Regions from separate parts of the Homo sapiens genome. Here region 1 is linked to region 2. The links are chromatin loops, found by intact Hi-C in ENCODE. Cell type or tissue: PC-9. All regions are shown on one strand. Each heading gives the region's core, and the rest is flanking DNA. Links, peaks and the distances in the headings are about the cores only. Region 1 overlaps HTRA3 (HtrA serine peptidase 3). Region 2 has its middle 36 kb from the start of LINC02517.

Region 1 (9,349 bases), core at 897-8,896, 55 kb before region 2:
TGGTCTCAGACATCACAGAGTTCCCAGATCTCTGACATCACAGGATTCCTCGATCTCAGAGGCCACAGGGTTCCTTAGTCTCAGAAGTCACAGGGTCCTGTGGTCTCAAAAACCGTAAGTTTCCCTGGTCTCAGAGTTCACAGGGTTCCCCAGCCTCAGAGGTCACAGGGTCCCTTGGTCTCAGAAGCCAAAAGGTTCCCTGGTCTCAGAAGCCATAAGGTCCCTTGGTCTCAGGCCCCTGTGCTGGGTAGAGTCCTGAGTCCTTCCCAATAGTGGAAAAGTCTGGGGAAGGCAGCCCAGCCACCTGGCAGGAGCAGGGCCAGGAGCAGGACGGGCAGGGAGGCTGGTGGCCCCATACTTGGTGTGTGTTCTGCTCACCTCTCAAGTTCAAGGAGAAGAGGCTTCAGAGTCCCCTATCCTGAGCACAGTGAGTCGTGCTTTCCCCAGCTCTGGCCCAGGGGCATTACCAGGCCTCTGCTTTCCCGCCCGCACAGTGGGTCTAAGTCAGAGGGGACCACAGTCATTGTTCAAATGCTGGCTCTGTGTCTTGGACTCCTGTGAGCCAGAGGTCCTGCCCTCCCGCTTTCCTTCTAGCAGGGAGACGGGCCACAAAAACGCCCCCAGATGCCACAGATCAAAGTGAGGGGTGCTGGGAGGAGGCTGGGGCAGGGCTGTGGCCTCGAGGGTGAGGGCTGCATGACGGGGCAGGAGACCTCTCTGAGGAGGTGACCCACCTCCAGCAGAGACTGTGGGAAGGGAGTGGGGCAGGCTCTGGAGATTGCAGGGGACTCCCAGGCAGTGGGAGTGGGAAGGGCCCATGTCCCAGGTGGGCTGTGCAGGTCCTGTCGAGGATCCCACCCCCTGGATTTAGAAGCCACCTAGAGAGTGATCCCCCGGATTTACGCCTCCAGCCTGGCCCCTCCTGCTCCAGGCTCAGACGCGCAGCTGCTTGTGGGATGGACCCACCAATGTCCACAGGCAGTTCCCACTAAGAGCACCTGTCAAGACCCCCCTGCTCCTGCAGCCCCACCTGCCGTCCCCACTGAGTTATGTCAGCCTTGTCCCTCTGTCCCTCTGTCCCTCTGGACTTCCCACATGCCTCATCCACTGTCAGCGAGTCCATTGGCCCAGGCTTCAGGATGCATCCACCCCGGGCCTCGTCGCCGCTCCGCCTCCACCTCCACCTCCGGGTCCAGCACCGGGGCACTCGCTGCCCTGGACCGTTACCTCTCTGGGCTCCTCCGGATGCTGCCCCATCCTCCACAGACCCTCCCACAGCCAGAAAGGCCCTTTCAAAACTAACGGCAGATCACGTCTGGTGATTCAAGGCCAAATCCAAAGCCTTCCAGGGCCCACTGGACCCATGGGTCAGGCCTCCCGGCCAGCTCTGACCCCATCTCCCACATGGTTTATTCATCAGCTGTTCATCTTTGGTGTGTTTAAATATTTGGCCCATTAAAAACATTTAGGTTATTTGTGTTCTTACTAGTAGGTTGTGAGAGTTCTTTCTACATTCTGGATAGGAGCCCTTTATCAGATAAGCAAATTGCAAATATTTTCTCCCAGTCTGTGGCTTGTCTTTTTCATTCTCTGAATAGTGTTTTTAAAGAGCAGAAGTTTTGTAAATTTTGATGAAGTCTGTTTTTTTTTTTAATTTGTCATGCGTTTGGTGTTGTATCTAAGACGTCTTTGCTAACCCAAGATCAGAAAGATTTTTCTCCTACAATTTCTTCTAGAAGTTTTACTTTTTGAGGTTTCAGATTTAGGACTGCGATGCATTTTGAATTAGTATATTTTTAAATAGTGCAAAGTATAGATCGAGGTTTGGGCGTTTTTGTTATTTTTGCCTTGGAAATTCAGTTGTTCTAGCACCATTTGTTGAAAGACTGTTCTCTACTGAAGTGCCTTCGCACCGTTGTCCAAAAGAGAATGACCATGTGCCATTCCAGCTGTCTGTGTTTAGGCCAATATTCAGTACTGCACTGGCCCGATTACTGTGGCCTCACGGTAGGTCTAAAAGGCAGGCAGTGTGAGTCCCCCGACTTTATTCTTCCTTTTCCAAGTTGTGTGGACTCCTCAGACCCTTTGCATTTCTATATGAATTTCAGAATAAGCTTGTCAATTTCTACAAAAAGAAAAATAAAGCCTGCTGATGATCTGATTGGGATTCCATTGAATTTACAGATCAATTTGGGGAAATTTGGCATTTTAACAATGGTAACTCTTCTGATCCATGAATACAGACTACCTCTCCATTTATTTATATCTTCTTTAACTTCTCTCTGCAATGTTTTATAGTTTTCGGTGTACTGGTTTTTGGGCATTTTTCATCAGATTTATTCATAAGTATTTCTTAATTTTGATGCTATTATAAATGATGTATTCTTTTAAATTTCAGTTTCTGCTGGTTGGTTAAGAGAATATTCAAATTAAAATGATTTTTGGATGTTCACCATAAGATATCCTGTAAGCTTGATAACTCACTTACTGCTTCTAGAAACTTTTTTTGTAGATTCCATCAGATTTCCTACATAGATGGCTATGCAGTCTGTGAATAAAGACAGTTTTACTTCTTCCTTTCCAATCTGAATGCCTTTTTTTTTTCTTGCCTGGCTAGAACTTCCAGTAAAATATTGAATGAAAGGGGTAAGAGTGGACATCCTTGTCCCGTTCGTGATCTTGGGGAGAAAACATTCAGTCTTTCACCATTAAGTACGGTGCTAGCTACAAATTTGCATAGATATCCTTTCTCAGGTTGAAAAGTTCCCTTCTATTTCTGGTTTTTATTGGGAATAGATGTTACTTTTTGTCAGAGGCTTTTTGTGCATCTCTGGAGATGATCATATGGTGTTCCTTTCTAGTCTGTTAATGTGGTAAATTGCATTGGTTGATTTTTAAATGTTAAACCAACTTTGCATTCCTGGGATGAACCTCACTTATCACTTATTTGTGATGTATTATCCTTTTTTTTTTTTTTTTGAGATGGAGTCTCACTCTGTCGCCCAGGCTGGAGTACGGTGGTGTGATCTTGGCTCCCTGCAACCTCTACCTCCCAGGCTCAAGTGATTCTTCTGCCTCAGCCTCCCACGTAGCTGGGATTATAGGTGCCCACGATCATGCCCAGCTAATTTTTGTATTTTTAGTAGAGATGGGGTTTCACCATGTTGGCCAGGCTGGTCTCAGACTCCTGACTTCAGGTGATCCACCTGCCTTGGCCTCCCAGAGTGCTGGGATTACAGGCATGAGCCACTATGCCCGGCTGTATTATCCTTTTAAATGTATTTATGGATTTGATTTGTTTAAAGAATTTTTGTATCTGTTTTCATGAGGGATATTGGTCTAGTTTTCTCTTCTGGTTTTTGTATTCAGATAAGGAGGTTAGAAGTAGCCACTCATTTTCAGTTTTCTGGAGGAGTTTGTATAGAATTAGTACTATTTCTTCCTTAAACATCTGGTGGAATTCTCCAGTGAGATCTTTTAGGCTTGAAGTTTTTTTTTGTAGGAAGATTTTTAACTCCAAATTCAATTTCTTTAATAGATGTAGTGCTATTTGCGTTATTTCTTCTTGAATGAGATTTGGTGGTTTGGAAATTTCAAGAAATTTGCTTCTTTTGTCTAAGTGATTAAATTCATTGACATCAAGTTGTTCACAATATTCTCTTATTATTCTTTTAATATCTGTAGAATCTGTAGTGATGTCACCTCTGTAATTTGTGATGTTGATAACTGTGTCTTTTTGTCATGATCGATCTTGCTAAAGATTTATCAGTTTTATTGATCTTAAAGAATCAGCTTTATTTTTTATTTTCACTATTGTGTTTCTTTGATTTACATTCTTATCTTTATTTCATTGATTTACACTCTTCATTGATTCACACTCATCTTTATTATGGATTCACACTCATCTTTATTATTGATTCACACTCTCAGCTTTATTATTGATTCACACTCTTATTAGATTCACACTTTATTACTGACTCACACTCTTACCTTTATTGATTCACACTCATCTTTATTATTGATTCACACTCTCAGCTTTATTATTGATCCAGTCATCTTTATTATTGATTCACACTCAGCTTTATTATTGAGTCACACTCATCTTTATTATTGATTCACACTCATCTTTATTGATTCACACTCATCTTTATTATTGATTCACACTCTCAGCTTTATTATCGATTCACACTCTTTATTATTGATTCACACCCATCTTTATTATTGATTCACACTCTCAGCTTTATTGAGTCACACTCTTATTAGATTCACACTCTTTATTGACTCACACTTTATTATTCACACTCATCTTTATTGATTCACACTCTCAGCTTTATTATTGATTCACAGACATCTTTATTATTGATTCACACTCAGCTTTATTGATTCACACTCATCTTTATTATTGAGTCACACTCATCTTTATTATTGATTCACACTCATCTTTATTATTGAGTCACACTCTCAGCTTTATTATTGATTCACACTCAGCTTTATTATTGATTTTCACTATCAGGTTTATTATTGATTCACACTATCAGCTTTATTATTGACTCACACTCAGCTTTATTGAGTCACACTCTCAGCTTTATTATTGAGTCACACTCTCAGCTTTATTGATTCACACTCTCAGCTTTATTATTAATTCACACTCAACTTTATTATTGATTCAGACTTTTAATTATTTTTTTTCTTCTGGTTATTCTAGGTTTTATTTGGTCTTTTTATAGTTTTTAAGACGGAAACTGAGGTTATTGATTTGAGACTTTTCTTATTTTCTAATATAGACACTTTAGTACTATTAATTTCCCTCTACCTCTACAACCTACAAATTTTAATATATTATACATTCATTTTTATTCAGCTGAACATAATTTCTAATTTCTCTTTTTACTTATTTGAAGATGAGTAATTTAGAATGTATTATTAATTTCCAAGAATTTGGGAATTTTCTGGATACCTATTATTGATTTCTAATTGTGGTCAGAACTCTTATATAAAATGAAAATTCTAAATTTATTGACTCTTGTTTATTTCTGGATCTGAGACACCTGCTAACTCACAGATTGGAGCAGCTTGGGGGATGGAGACACTATCTCAGTGAGTTGCGTGTGCAGTGCCCCAGCCACAGGGCCTGGCACATGGTTAGTACTCACTGGACATTAGCAGCGAGTATCGTTTTGAGGAAGACCAGTGGGAGGTGATGAGTTCAGTTCCAAGCAGGGAACATTTGGGGAAGCAGCAGTATGGAAGCCAGAAAGGACAGCCCCACTGGCCACTGGGGTTGGGTTGGAGCTCAGCTGGGAGAGCAGATGTCGGAGCTCACATGGTTGGATGCAGGATGCGGTGGACATGAAGCCACCTGTGGGGCGAGCCACACTAGAGCTAGAATACCCCTCAGCTCCATGATGATGGTCAGGAGAGGGCAGCTTTGCTGGACCGCAGGGGGACTGGGCCAGCTCAAGCAGAATGACACCTGCTGCTTCCTGGTCCTGCAGGGGAACTTCTGTCCTCTGCCTGTCCCCTGAGGGAGCGTGGTGGCTTTTCACAGCAGCCCTAACGGAGTCTCGCCGTGTTTCATTTCCAGACTGGAAGAAGCGCTTCATCGGCATACGGATGCGGACGATCACACCAAGGTGAGTGTCTGAAGAGTGCCATCCCCTGCTACCCCTTCCTCTCATCCCTCACCCTGACCCTCCCTCCAGACCCTGGCTGGCTGTGTTCGGCTCCTTGCAGGTGCCCAGACGGGCCGATGCACTCAGGCCTCTGACCGTTGCTCAGGCCAGTCCTTTTGCGTGGACCTTTCCCTCTTTGCCTTATAGATTCCTTCTGCTCTTTCAGGACGCTATCTCTTTCCATGGCTGCTATAACAAATTACTATAAGCCTGGTGGCTTAAAACAGCAGAAATGTGTTCCCTCTCAGTTCTGGAGGTCGGGGATCTGAAGTCAAGGGGTCGGCAGGGCTGCACTCTGCCTCTGAGGCTCCAGGGAAAGCTACTTCCTTGCCCCTTCCAGCTTCTGCTGGCTCCAGGCATCCTTGGCTTGTGGCTGCCTCCCTGCAGTCTCTACCTCTGTCTTCACTTGACCTTCTTTCTCTCTGAGTATCTGTGTGCACATCTCTCTCTCGTTTCTCTTATGAAAACATCCATCATTGGAGTTAGGGCCCACTCTAAACCAAGAAGGTCTCTTCTCAAGATCTTCAACTAATGACATCTATAAAGGTCCTATTTCCAAACAAGGTCACATTCTGAGGCTCTGGGTGTACACGAATTTGGGGGAACACCATTCTGCATTCCCAGGACACTCAAGTGGCAGAAGGTGCCTCCTCATAGCACACAGAGCCCTGGCCTCCCTCTCCAGCCTTGAACTCATCCTGCTGTGTCGGAATCACCTGTGGTGGGACCGCCCCACCCCATCCTGCCTCCTCGGCTGTCAGCTCCTTGGGAGCAAGGACTGTGACCTACTTATTCCTCCACTCTGCCCCAAAAGCAGGTCCACTGCAGAGCAGGTGCCTGGAAATGCTGAATGAGTGCAAGAAAGAAGGGGCTGGGGGAGAGGAAGCAGGGGCAGGATAGAAGGGAGGCTGGAAGTACAAACTTGAGCTTCGAGGTTTGAAGAAGGGAGAGGTCACTGCATCGGGAGCCTAGGAAGAACTCGAGAATGCTCAAGTGACCATTTCCTCAAAGCACACAGTCCCTAAAGCTGTCATTCCTCCTGTTTCACCAACTCTGCTAATCTAGGGGTGACATTTGAAAAAAATTATCAATGTCCAGTATGCCAATTTATCTTTTGTTTTCTGTCTCTTTTATCTGTCTGTCCATCCCACCTCTGTCCAGTCTTCTGTCTGTCTGTTCCATGACTCAGCATTGTCTGTTCATTCCATGACTCAGCATTGTCTGTCCGTTCCGTGACTCAGCATTGTCTGTACGTTCCGTGACTCAGCATTGTCTGTCCATTCCATGACTCAGCATTGCCTGTCTGTCCATTTCTCCTTCTATCCACCCATCCAGCATCATTCCTTCATTCATCCATCCATCCATCCATCCATCCATCCTCCCGCCCCTCCTCCCACCTGTCTACCCACTCTCTCTCCTCTCTTCACGCTTCTAACCAGCTATTGCTACCACGTTTCTCTTAAGAAGCACATCTGGTAGGGGACACAGAGTGGCCAGTGGTGGGACAGGGCAGTATGGGGGCCCAGAGGTGGCTCCTCTTCTGGTCTGGTGCTGGAGGGAGGGAGGGGCAGCTTCATACCAAAGAGCTGGGCAAAGGCTCAGGGGAGGGGCCTTGACGGCAGACTCTTTCCAGCCTGGTGGATGAGCTGAAGGCCAGCAACCCGGACTTCCCAGAGGTCAGCAGTGGAATTTATGTGCAAGAGGTTGCGCCGAATTCACCTTCTCAGAGGTAGGCTCTGCCAGAGGAGATCGCTCGAGGCATGGGGCAGGCGTGAGGTCTGGGCTGGGGCTGCCCCACTGACCTCATGTGACCTTGAGCTTCCCAGCAAAGTGACCGGGAAGGGGCAGGTGGATTCTAGCGTGTCTGCTAAGCCAGAGGAGGCTGGAGAGCTGAATGGTCCCTAGAGCCCTGACTGTGTACGTCCTAAGTCCCACAATGTCATTTCCTTCGAGAAGCAGAGGCTGAAGAGTCCCTGTTGGGCTAAGAACCCACTCCAAGCCAGACTCTTTCACTAGCTGGGGACCAGCCTGGGTCCTGGGTCTTTCTGGGACTCAGCTTCCTCATTGTAAAGTGGAGATAATTCAGCCTATTGTTTTTTTTTTTTTTTTTTTTTTTTTTTTTTTGAGACAGTCTCCCTCTTGTTGCCCAGCCTGGAGTGCAGTGTCGCGATCTCAGCTCACTGCAACCTCTGCCTCCTGGGCTCAAGCGACTCTCCTGCCTCAGCCTTCTGAGTAGCTCAGATTACAAGTGCCCACCACCATGCCCTGCTAATTGTTTTTGTATTTTTAGTAGAGAAGGGGTTTCACCACGTTGGCCAGGCTAGTCTTGAACTGCTGACCTCAGGCGATCCACCTGCCTTGGCCTCCCAAAGTGCTGGGATTTCTACCCCCAGGAGACTTTGTAGATGAAATGGATAAAGGATTGCTTTCTTTGAAGTCTTCCAGTACTAGAGAAATGTTAAGCATTGCAACACCATAGGCTGAGGCAGGCGTGCAGCGACACTACCACATGCTGGCATGGCTGACCCACTCCCAAGAAGGGCTCTGAACCAGTTGCCTCCCCTCCTTAGCCTCGGTCTTCATCTGCAGTGGGAAAAATCCACATATAAGTGGACCCACACAGTTCAGACCCATGTTGTTCAAGGGCCGACTGTACTGTGCATCCTCAGAGGCTGGGCTTGAAGGTGGGAGGCCCCGCGTGAACTTCTGTGATGAGCACAGATGGCACACTTGTCCTGCCCGCAGCAGGCCTGCAGTAAAAATTGTTGAAATTGGGTGAAATTTTCCACACACATCTCAGTTAATCCTCACTGCAGCCAGGGAGGTGCAGGCTCCTGCCCTCACCCATTTTACAGGTGGAGGGACTGAGGTTTAGAGAAGTTACTCTTCCAGGTCACACAGCTGGCATGTGAGGGTCCTGATGCTGGTGCCCACGCAGCTGAGCACAGTACCATCACCTTCCTTCCCAGCAGTGGGGAGGTCTCAGTGAGCCTCATGCAGAGAGAAGGCTGGCCCCGTGAGCTCTGCCTCCCACATAGACGTCTTCGTAACTGCAGTAACAGCAGAACCTACTCCTGGGCCTTTATAATTTGCAAAGTGCGTTTCCACATAGGATGGTAGACATGAAAACTGAGGCACAAGGGGACAGAGTGCCTGGCCCAGCTAGGAGGGCTGCAGCGGGAGCTTGAACCCACCCTTCTGACGCATGGGAGAAGCAGTTTGAAAGGTTGTTTCCCTGTCGTGTGACATTGGTTTTCTTCTGGTGTGAGAGCTTTGGGGCTGGGGCACTGTTCTTTCCCATCGAGATGACTTTTGTTGAAATGTTGTCATTGACCCTGACTGTGCCTCGCTCTGGGCCGGGCCTGGGAAGGCTGTGCCTGGGGAGGCGGTGGGTGGTGACCCCGTCTCTCCTGTTGGCAGAGGCGGCATCCAAGATGGTGACATCATCGTCAAGGTCAACGGGCGTCCTCTAGTGGACTCGAGTGAGCTGCAGGAGGCCGTGCTGACCGAGTCTCCTCTCCTACTGGAGGTGCGGCGGGGGAACGACGACCTCCTCTTCAGCATCGCACCTGAGGTGGTCATGTGAGGGGCGCATTCCTCCAGCGCCAAGCGTCAGAGCCTGCAGACAACGGAGGGCAGCGCCCCCCCGAGATCAGGACGAAGGACCACCGTCGGTC
Region 2 (9,349 bases), core at 715-8,714:
TTTCCTGGGCCCAGCTCCTAGGGTCCAGTCTAGCCACAGCCCCTCTGTGTGCTCAGGACTGTTAGAGACTTTCACATATATTATCTCAGCCTATGCTTAGGACTCTGGAAGGCAGGTAGTTCTACAACCTTTACATAGGAGGAAACCAATTTGGAAAGGTTAAGAAACATTCCCAATGTGCCACTTCACAGCAAATGACAAAGTTAAGATTTGAACCTGGGCCTAACTCCCAAGCCTGTCTGCTTTATACGCTCCTGTGCCATGTCCCGAAGGCTGGCAGAAAAGACATCGACCAGGGTCTTTAAGGATGATGACGTAGGAAAATCTTCCTAAAAAATTATTTTGTTTTTAGAAGCCTTGCTCTGAAGCAAAGAAAAAAACAATTCAAGAGATGTCAAGAATTTTTGGCAAACAAATAATGCATCGAAGAACAAACACCCAGGGAGGACGCGTGGGCAGCTGTTCTTGGGTTGTTTTCATTCCCCAAGTGCTCGGCCCTGTAAGACTAGATGTGTATTTTCTCTTGCAAAGCAAACAGTTCAGCACAATGTGGGCCTCCTTGCTTGAAAGAATTCAGATGGAGCTTGTGAACCACATAAAAGGTTGAGCAAACCTTGTTCCAAACTCAGTGCAGTGGCTGGGCACAGAGCCGCCCGGGACTGAGCAAACCTCCTCGTCTATCTCCTAGGCAAGGGTGTACATGGAGGGGGTGAATGGAGGAAGGTCCTTCCACAAGTCACTGCACATTTTCCCTTCACAACACAACACGGGGCTCCCACTGACCACTGCAGAGCTGGGGACATCCTCCTCCAAGCTTCACAAAGCAAACCAAGTCCCTTCCTGGGCGGCTGCTGGACAGCCTGGTGGGATGGAAATGAGCTGAGGTCAGTCCCTGCACTTGAATGGGTGCAGGTGGGTGGGGCCTTCCTGGAAGCCACAGGAACACCGGTTTCTGGGTTCTCATGCAGAGTGGCCCTGACTTCCCAGATTTAGGATCAAAGCCCAGAGCCCAAGGGAAACCCTCTGATGTAAGCTGCATGACAGCAAGTGGCCCCAGAGGGGAATGCAAAGGCGAGAGTGCCGGGGACCACGGCACAGCACATGCGGCACAGGCCCGCCCAGGCCAGAGACTGAGCGCATCTTCCCCTCCTCACATGGAGAGTAGAGGCTCCGGCAGGGCCACAGCCCCCCAGCTGGGTTCTTCTGCACGTGCCTGTGGGGCCAAGCAGTCCCCACCGTGGCCAATGCTGGGGCTCCGTGCAAGAAGTCTGTCGCACCCTGCCCAGCTGCCTCGAGCAATTAGGAGGCGGCTCCCACACCAGGAAGGCCACCTCCAAGGTTCCTAGGTCTGGTCCAGAGAGACAGGATGCTCACAGGCAGGCAGCAAGTCCAAACAGAAGCCTGGGCTCCACTCGAGCCATGGCCCCAGGGCTCAGGAGAGCCACCCAGGGTGGACGGAGTCGCATCTGTGCATGCCCACCTTGCACTGCAGAGGGACCCAAAAGTGCTCTGCCCTGGTTTTTATACCCTGGGCACCACTGGGCTCACCGAGCAGACGTGTTGCAGAGTATCCTATCTGGGAGGACCAAGGCCACACCCTGGGCTGTTCGGGTCATTTCCTCCTTTTTCCAGGGTGTTGCATTCGGTCAGTTCTGCAGGAGAACTGCAAGCCAGAGAGGGAAGAGTTGTCGTCCATCCAGGGCCCTGTCCTCCTGCAGTCACGGCCTGTAGTTGTGCTTCCACTGTGGTCCGTGATTCCCATGGCATGCCCCACTCCATAGGGTGGCTTTGGTCTCATCGTGGTGGCACCATGGCTGAGGCCACCTGAAGCTCCTAAGTGTCCAGGGCAATGTCCCCCGGAAGTGAGAGGCCACTTCTGTCCCAACGTCCCCAGCCAGTCTTTAAGACTCAACAGGACCCTTGGACTTTGCCTCATCACTGAGCCAGTCCTTGGGGCCAAGGGAATGGAAGGTGCTAGGGCACTTCAGCTAAGGCGAACCAGTGCCAGTGCTGGGGCAGGGCAGCTTCCCAAGGCTTGGGGCTGTCCACATCTGGGGAGAAATCTGGACAGAACTGGGGTTCTGTTAGTGAGGAGGAAGGGTTGGAAGTTGGACAGGAAGCCCACAGGGTCCACCACACAAGGAGAGAAGCCAAGACCCCCTGACTTCCAGGGGACCCATGGCTGGGGCATGCTTCAGATGGGGACACGGCCCCATGGGACCCATGAAAAGCCTGTGAAGTGTCTTAGTAAAAGGCCCACATGAACAAAGTCAAGGAGGAAGGCAGTTTCTGGTGACGAGGAGGTGGTCCTATGGCACATGCTGTCCCCACACAGTGCTACGTGTAGCTAGGTGTTCACTAAATGCTGGTCAGATGGACACTCCCTGCTGGCCGGCAGCCCAGGGGCTGGAACCACCTAAAACCTGGAGGGTGGGGTGGATACACAATGATGGGGGAACGTGATTCACGCTTGGGCTGAGCCGTCAGAAGTGCATCCAAACCAAGTTTCCAAGAGGCTGCTCCATGTCAACTACACATCCTAAAATGAAAGAGTTCCCACGCCTCCGCCACCATCAAGATCCTTAGCAGTGACAGCCGCAAAGACCTCAACCCCAAGATATTTCTGGGCTTTCACAGATGATGGGGTCTGGCTGATTTTTATCTTCTTCATCCGCCTGTGGTTTTGAGATGTCTCTGCAGGCATGCATCCCAGCTGGCCCCGTGTAGCCGCAGGAAGCTCCCTCTGTGTTTAAGCTCACAGTGAGAAACTTCTCTCATTCTGCAGGCATCTCCCTTGGTGAGTCACAGAGATTTCTGGCCACGGGCACAACCATGGGCACACACTTGTGTCCACTGCCAAGCAAGACTGTCTTTCCAGTCCACCGTCCACATGGCATCAAACTAATACGAAGGCTGAAGGCATTCCCATAATGGCAGACACCAAGCAATGGTTCCCCAGCATGGTGTGAAAGATTGATCCCGCAGGGCCAGCAGATGTCATTAGACAGGAAAGTTAAATGACGGGTAAAAGTTTTGGAAGGTGTATTAGTCCGTTCTCACGCTACTATAAAGAACTGCCCAAGACTGGGTAGTTTATAAAGGAAAGAGGTTTAATTGACTCACAGTTTAGCATGGCTGGGGAGGCCTCAGGAAACTTACAGTCATGGCGGAAGGGGAAGGAAACACGTCCGTTTTCACATGACGGCAGGAAGGAGAAGTGCCAATTAAAAGGAGGAATGCCCCTTATAAAACCATCAGATCTCATGAGAACTCACTCACCATCACAAGAACAGCATGGAGGTAACTACCCCGTGATTCAATTACCTCCCACCAGGTCCCTTCCATGACTCGTGGGGATTATGGGAACTACAGTTCAAGATGAGATTTGGGTGGGGACACAGCCAAACTATATCAGAAGGGTAAGGGTAAACCATCACTATTTGCCAATGATAGAGAAGGAAAACCAAAGAGAATCAATGAAAAACTGTCATAATTAAAATAAGGTTTCAATAAGGTGACCAAAATAAACATACAAAAATCACACAGCTTTTTATTACAAACAGCTTGAAGAAATAGTCTTAGATGGGAAGACCACTTACCATGAAGACAAAGATTCTCCTGATGTGAATCTAAAAGTTAAACAAAACCTCCAGACAAACTCCAGAGAGCATTCTTTAATATGGGGGTGGGAGAATGCCCAGACTTGACAAATAACACCAAAGTTCACATACATAAGACATTTTTGGAAAAGATGAGAAACGAGGCTTTATTTGCTCCAACAGATATTAAAAGTATGAGAACCACAACCATGAAAACAACAGAAGCTGATGTGAGAAACAACACTAAAATTAAACAGTGCAGACACAGGTCCAGCGACAATGATTTTAGCACTCATACAGGTGGCATTTCGGTCAGTGCATGATGATTCAGTGGGCAAAGCATTTCAGATCCTTGTCTCATATCACACCTCGAAATACATTCCTGGTCAATTAAACACTGAAACGTACTCAGAGAAAAAGAGATGAAAGTGTAAATAATCTTTGTGTGAGAAAGGACTTTCCAAGCATGACCTCAAAGGCTAGAGCATAAGAGTCTTCGTTTTAAAATGTGCAGGCATTTCTGATTTAAAAATGTAAACTATAGCAGGTTACATCAAAAAGGAAAAAAATACAGTTAAATGGCAAATGATGCATGAGGAATAATGATTTACAGTGAATATGTTACAGGTTTGCTGTGCTTAATATGTACAAATATCTTACAAGCCAACAAAATATTTTCAAAACTAAATGCCTTCTTAGATAGAGAACAAGAATGGGCAGTTATCACAGCAGAACATATATGAACAGACTTCAAGCACGGGGGAAGGTATGTTCAGCCACAGTAGGGGCAATAAGAAGGAAATCTATACAGAAGACACCAATTTTATGTTCTCATCAGGTCGGCAACAGGCAGAGAACAAACAGGCCACTGCTGGCAAGACTCCTACATTCTAGAGGGAATGAGGGCTTCCTGTTGAACATGCTGGGAAGAGGAGACTTACCATGTGCTGTCTGCAGGCCGGGCTTTGTTGCTTTCATGCATTAACCCGTTTTAACGCCAACAACAGCAGGATGAGGAAGATTCTCTTATTCATTTCATCAGTGAGGGAAGTCCCACATCCAATAGACAGTGTAGCTGGTGTCCATCCAGGAGCCTGCCCTAGACTCTGCTCCCTCATCCCCACTTGTGGCTCTACCTGCCCCACTGCCTCCCACACTGCTGGTATAAGAAATCTCCCCTGTGCAGAGCATGTCTCAGCAAGCCACTGGGACCAACTCACGCACAGTGATGCATGTGCACGGATGGCTGCCACGGAGCAGAAGCCTTGATCTCTCCATCTCTCAGGAGGAAGTTTGCTAAACTTGTACATTCATGTTACTTGACTGGGAAAATGGCTGTGCCATCACTTTAAGTGGAAAAAGATGTCCACAGAGTATGACCCATTTCTGAAAGGAAAACCACACACACGTACACAGAGGAAGAAAGTGTGCAGAATGGTGTACGCTAACATGATCCCGGCAGGTGAGAGGAAGAAAGTGTGCAGAATGGGGAACACTAACCTGTTCCTGGCAGGTGAGGGGAAGCAAGTATGCAGAACTGTGCACGCTAACATGATCCCAGCAGGCGAGAGGAAGAAAGTGTGCAGAATGGTGCACGCCAACATGATCCCAGCAGGTGACAGGAAGAAAGTGAGCAGAATGGTGCATGCTAAGATGATCCCAGCAGGTGAGAGGAAGAAAGTGTGCAGAACGGTGCACACTAACATGATCCCAGCAGGGGAGAGGAAGAAAGTGTGCAGAACAGTGCACACTAACATGATCCCAGCAGGCGAGAAGAAGAAGGTGAAGTGAGCAGAATGGTGCATGCTAAGATGACCCTGGCAGATGAGGGGAAGGAAGTGTGCAGAATGGTGCATGCTAACGTGATCCCGGCAGGTGAGAGGAAGAAAGTGTGGAGAACGGTGCACGCTTACATGATCCTGGCAGGTGAGAGGAAGAAAGTGAGCAGAATGGTGCATGCTAAGATGATCCCGGCAGGTGAGGGGAAGAAAGTGAGCAGAACGGTGCATGCTAACATGAAGCCAGCAGGTGAGGGAAAGGAGAACAGTGCACACTAACACGTTCCCAGCAGCTGAGAGAAAAGTGGACACCAGGGCCAGGAGACGGGGGCCCTCGAGGGGAATGCAGGGAGGACTCTGGGGCAGGGGCAAATCACTGTCAATGTTCAGCTTCAGTGCTGGGTGCAGGAACACTGGCATGAACCAAGGAGTACAATGAATCAAATTCTGGGCCCCTGTGGCCCAAAAGTAAATCAATTAAATTGGAGGGGCAACTATTTCTCCATGTGGAGTTATAAGTGATATCTATTTTCATCTTTAAAGTTTTCTACATTACCAAAATAGTACCTAATAATCACGTTAGTTTTACAATCAGAAAACGGTGGCAGCAAGCAATGACATTAAACTGAACATTTTTATTCCAATTATTCAAGTTTTTGCTGCACAGTATTTTCAAATGTTTTATTTTCAAAATGACTATTACAAAAAATGTAGTTTCCAGAATGTCATGGCTACACCTCAACCTACTCCACTCTTGCAGTGGGGGCAACAGCTTTAGGAGCAGGGACCGTGTGTGGGGGCTGCACCCTTGCAGTGCGTGGCCTGGACACGGCCCAAGCCCTCCGCCGCCCACAGACAACACTTTCACATTGATAAATATGCATGCCCATCAAATCCTGCTGTAAACCAAAACTAAAATTCTAAGTCCCCCAGCCAACTGAGTGCATCCCCTTGCAGCCACCGGGACCCAAAGAAACCTGAAAAACCAGTTCAGGCCATGAATGGGAAGGAGGGCTCGGGATGCCCCATTATACCTGCCCCGCTCTGGAATTTAGACACAACTGACCAACATTAAAATAAAAACAGAGATCCTAGACTGACAAAACAGACTCTCTGTAGCAATAAGATACCCAATTCAACGGGACTCCGGTATAGCATCACATGACACATAGTAGCCCCGAAGGAATCAAAGTATTTTACCTCAAAATATATTTCCTTGACATATGTTGAAATGGCCCTTGCAAAGCTGTCTCTCATGGGGGAAATGTGCATTCTGCAGAGAATCTGCTTCCCTTATTAGGCTTTTTCTGGAGACTCTGACACCTTTTAAGGGCCTATAAGAGACATGCACATCTATTCTCTCTGAAGCCTGCCATCCGGAGGCTTCATCAACATAACAAAAACCTTGGCTTCCACAACCACCCCCGCCCCCACCTTAACTCAAGCTGAGTTCAACTTTTTAGACAAAGCTTAACTCTTTCAACCCATTGCCAATCAGGAAATTTTTGAATCTACCTGTCAGAGACGTGTGAACCAGAGCAACTCCATCTTGAATATGAGCTGGGTAAAATGAGGCTGAGACCTACTGGGCTGCATTCCCCGATGGTTAGGTAGTCTAAGTCACAGGATGAGATAGGAGGTCAGCACAAGATACAGGTCTTAAAGACCTTGCTGATAAAACAGGCTGCAATAAGGAAGCTGGCTAAATCCCACCAAAACCAAGATGGCCACAAGAGTGACCTCTGGTCATCCTCACTGCTACACTCCCACCAGCACCATGACAGTTTGCAGGTGCCATGGCAACGTCAGGATGCTACCCTATATGGTCTAAAAAGGGGAGACATGAATAATCCACACCCTGATTAGCATATCATCAAGAAATAACCATAAAAATGGGCAACCAGCAGCCCTCAGGGCTGCTTTGTCTATGGGTAGCCCTTTTTTTATTCCTTTACTTTCTTAATAAATTTGCTTTCACTTCATGAACTTGCACTGAATTCTTTCTTGCGTGAGATCCAAGAACCCTCTCTCGGGGTCTGGATTGGGACCCCTTTCCTGTAACATCTTTCTGGTGACCATGGAAAGAACCATAGTGTGGAAACCCTTGACTCAAAGGTTTACTTTGGTTAAGTGATGGGGTCCTGTAACATCTTTCTGGCGACCACAGAAGTGACTATAGTGTGGAAACCCCAGACCCAAAGAGTAACTTTGGGTAAGTGGTAGGGTCTGGTAACGTCTTTCTGGTGAATCATGGAAGGGACGATACTGAGGAGACCCCTCAACCCAAAAGAAGTAGACTGCACCACTGGTTGGCCGACTTTGAATAAGTGGTGGGGTACCTGGGTAAAGGATGGGATTGGGTTAGAGGCCCAACGTAGGGGAGTTAGAGTCTGTCCTAAGACACAGTGGGTTAGAGGCCCCTCTTAAGGAAAGGTAAGGACGCTTGCTCAACCTTGGGTTAGAGGCCCAACTCAGGAGGGTTAGAGTCCCTTCTCAGATTTAGGGGGTTAGAGGCCCCTCTCAGTAAGGTCCCTCTCAGTAAAGTCGCTTCTGGCTAAGAGCAGGTTTGGCACTATGGGATGTTAACTGCTATTCTCTTGGGATTAATCTGCCTTGCACTCTTTGCTGATGGCTGTGAGTGACAGAATTAGCCACGTACAGGATTGTAGGACTTGGGGAGTTTTTTCCTCCTTAAACGGGGAAACTTGGGAGCTGACGGGACTGCTGGAAAAGATCCCTTCATGACTGACAAGCAGCCACCTAAACTTTTCAGTGTTGCTGCAATGGATGGGTCTTTCTCTGACCTCCCTGAGCGCCTCGCCTTCCCCATCCTGCCTCAGGCAATGCTTTTCTCTCTCTGTGCAAACTGGTTGAATAAATTGTAAAAAATAATTGTTTATCTCCTGTAAAGTTTTGATTAATGGAATAAAGGATTTGTGAGGCTAGTCTTAAGCTGTAGCCAACCAGGTCTGGTGTGCTTTCTGTGTCTTTCTGTATTGCTCTGTCATAAAGAGGAGTACCTTAGGATAGAGCACGGACTTAGGACACCTTTAAGCCTGCTTTTCAAGACAGCTCAGCAAACTGGTCAATTACAAACTTTGCTGCAGGTCCCTCAAAAAACTGGATGAGGTTTCCTTCTTGTCTTCTATGTTCTTGGGAGCTTGACCTTGTAACCATGTGGCCATGCTTTCTCTTTTCACAATGGTGGCCCAGGTTCAGGGTTCAATTCCTGGCTTGGAAAATAAGTTCTTTATCTTCTATGTATTTATATGTATTATGTGTGTGATGTTTATGAATGAAAGAGCTTTAACTAATTGGTTTAAAAATAAGTGCTTAAATATTTTGTCAGAAAAGTAAAAAGTGTAATGCCTTTTAGTTCATGTGACTGAAGTAATCTTTGGGAAATAAGGAGTTTTAAAGATTATTGGCAAAATAAAAATATCTTCAAACATGTAAACATTTGGTCTAAATTATGCAGGTGAGATATTAAGTTTGCTAAATGCTTTAAGGTCATAAACTGCTTCTTTGACTTTTTTTTTTTTTTTTTGAGACAGAGTTTTACTCTGTTGCCCAGGCTGGAGGGCAGTGGTGCGATCTCGGCTCATTGCAAGCTCCGCCTCCTGGGTTCATGCCATTCTCCTGCCTCAGCCTCCCGAGTAGGTGGGACTACAGGCACCCGCCACCACGCCTGGCTAATTTTTTTGTATTTTTAGTAGATACAGGGTTTCACTGTGTTAGCCAGGATGGTCTCAATCTCCTGACCTTGTGATCCACCTGCCTTGGCCTCCCAAAGTGCTGGGATTACAAGGGTGAGCCACTGCGCCCAACCTGACTTTTAAAAATTATTCAGTTTCCTACTCTGGAGCATTAGATTCTAGATAAGGCCAGGGACATGTGGAGTTAGCCACGCCCCTAGCTATGCTGGAGTCAGCCCCCTTATCTGCACTTCTGCCTGGTGTGTCCTAGGCTAAA

What was found. Hi-C counts contacts between places; a loop is a spot of excess contacts. Peaks named below come from ENCODE experiments on the same cell type or tissue, not always from the same donor. Only the 100,000 strongest peaks of a DNase experiment are listed, where the experiment ranks them.
Region 1: it touches region 2 in a loop (2.9-fold over the local background); 3 of 110 quality-filtered maps call a loop at or near these places.

Annotation. Positions count from the first base shown.
Region 1 is chr4:8,296,879-8,306,227 of GRCh38, forward strand. HTRA3 (HtrA serine peptidase 3) reads left to right here. Exons shown (of 9, transcript NM_053044.5): 7 at 5,585-5,633; 8 at 7,306-7,401; 9 at 9,093-9,349. The coding sequence ends at 9,258. Among named protein-coding and RNA genes, the nearest start is that of LINC02517, 19 kb to the right of the region's middle. In PC-9, for the core only: no CTCF peak of the experiment used is centred there; no DNase peak of the experiment used is centred there; H3K27ac peaks cover 1,162 bases.
Region 2 is chr4:8,351,566-8,360,914 of GRCh38, forward strand. It overlaps a transcript of ACOX3 not described here. Among named protein-coding and RNA genes, the nearest start is that of LINC02517, 36 kb to the left of the region's middle. RefSeq lists an enhancer at 1,724-2,274. In PC-9, for the core only: no CTCF peak of the experiment used is centred there; DNase peaks (open chromatin) are centred at 2,636, 3,956 and 6,376; H3K27ac peaks cover 3,118 bases.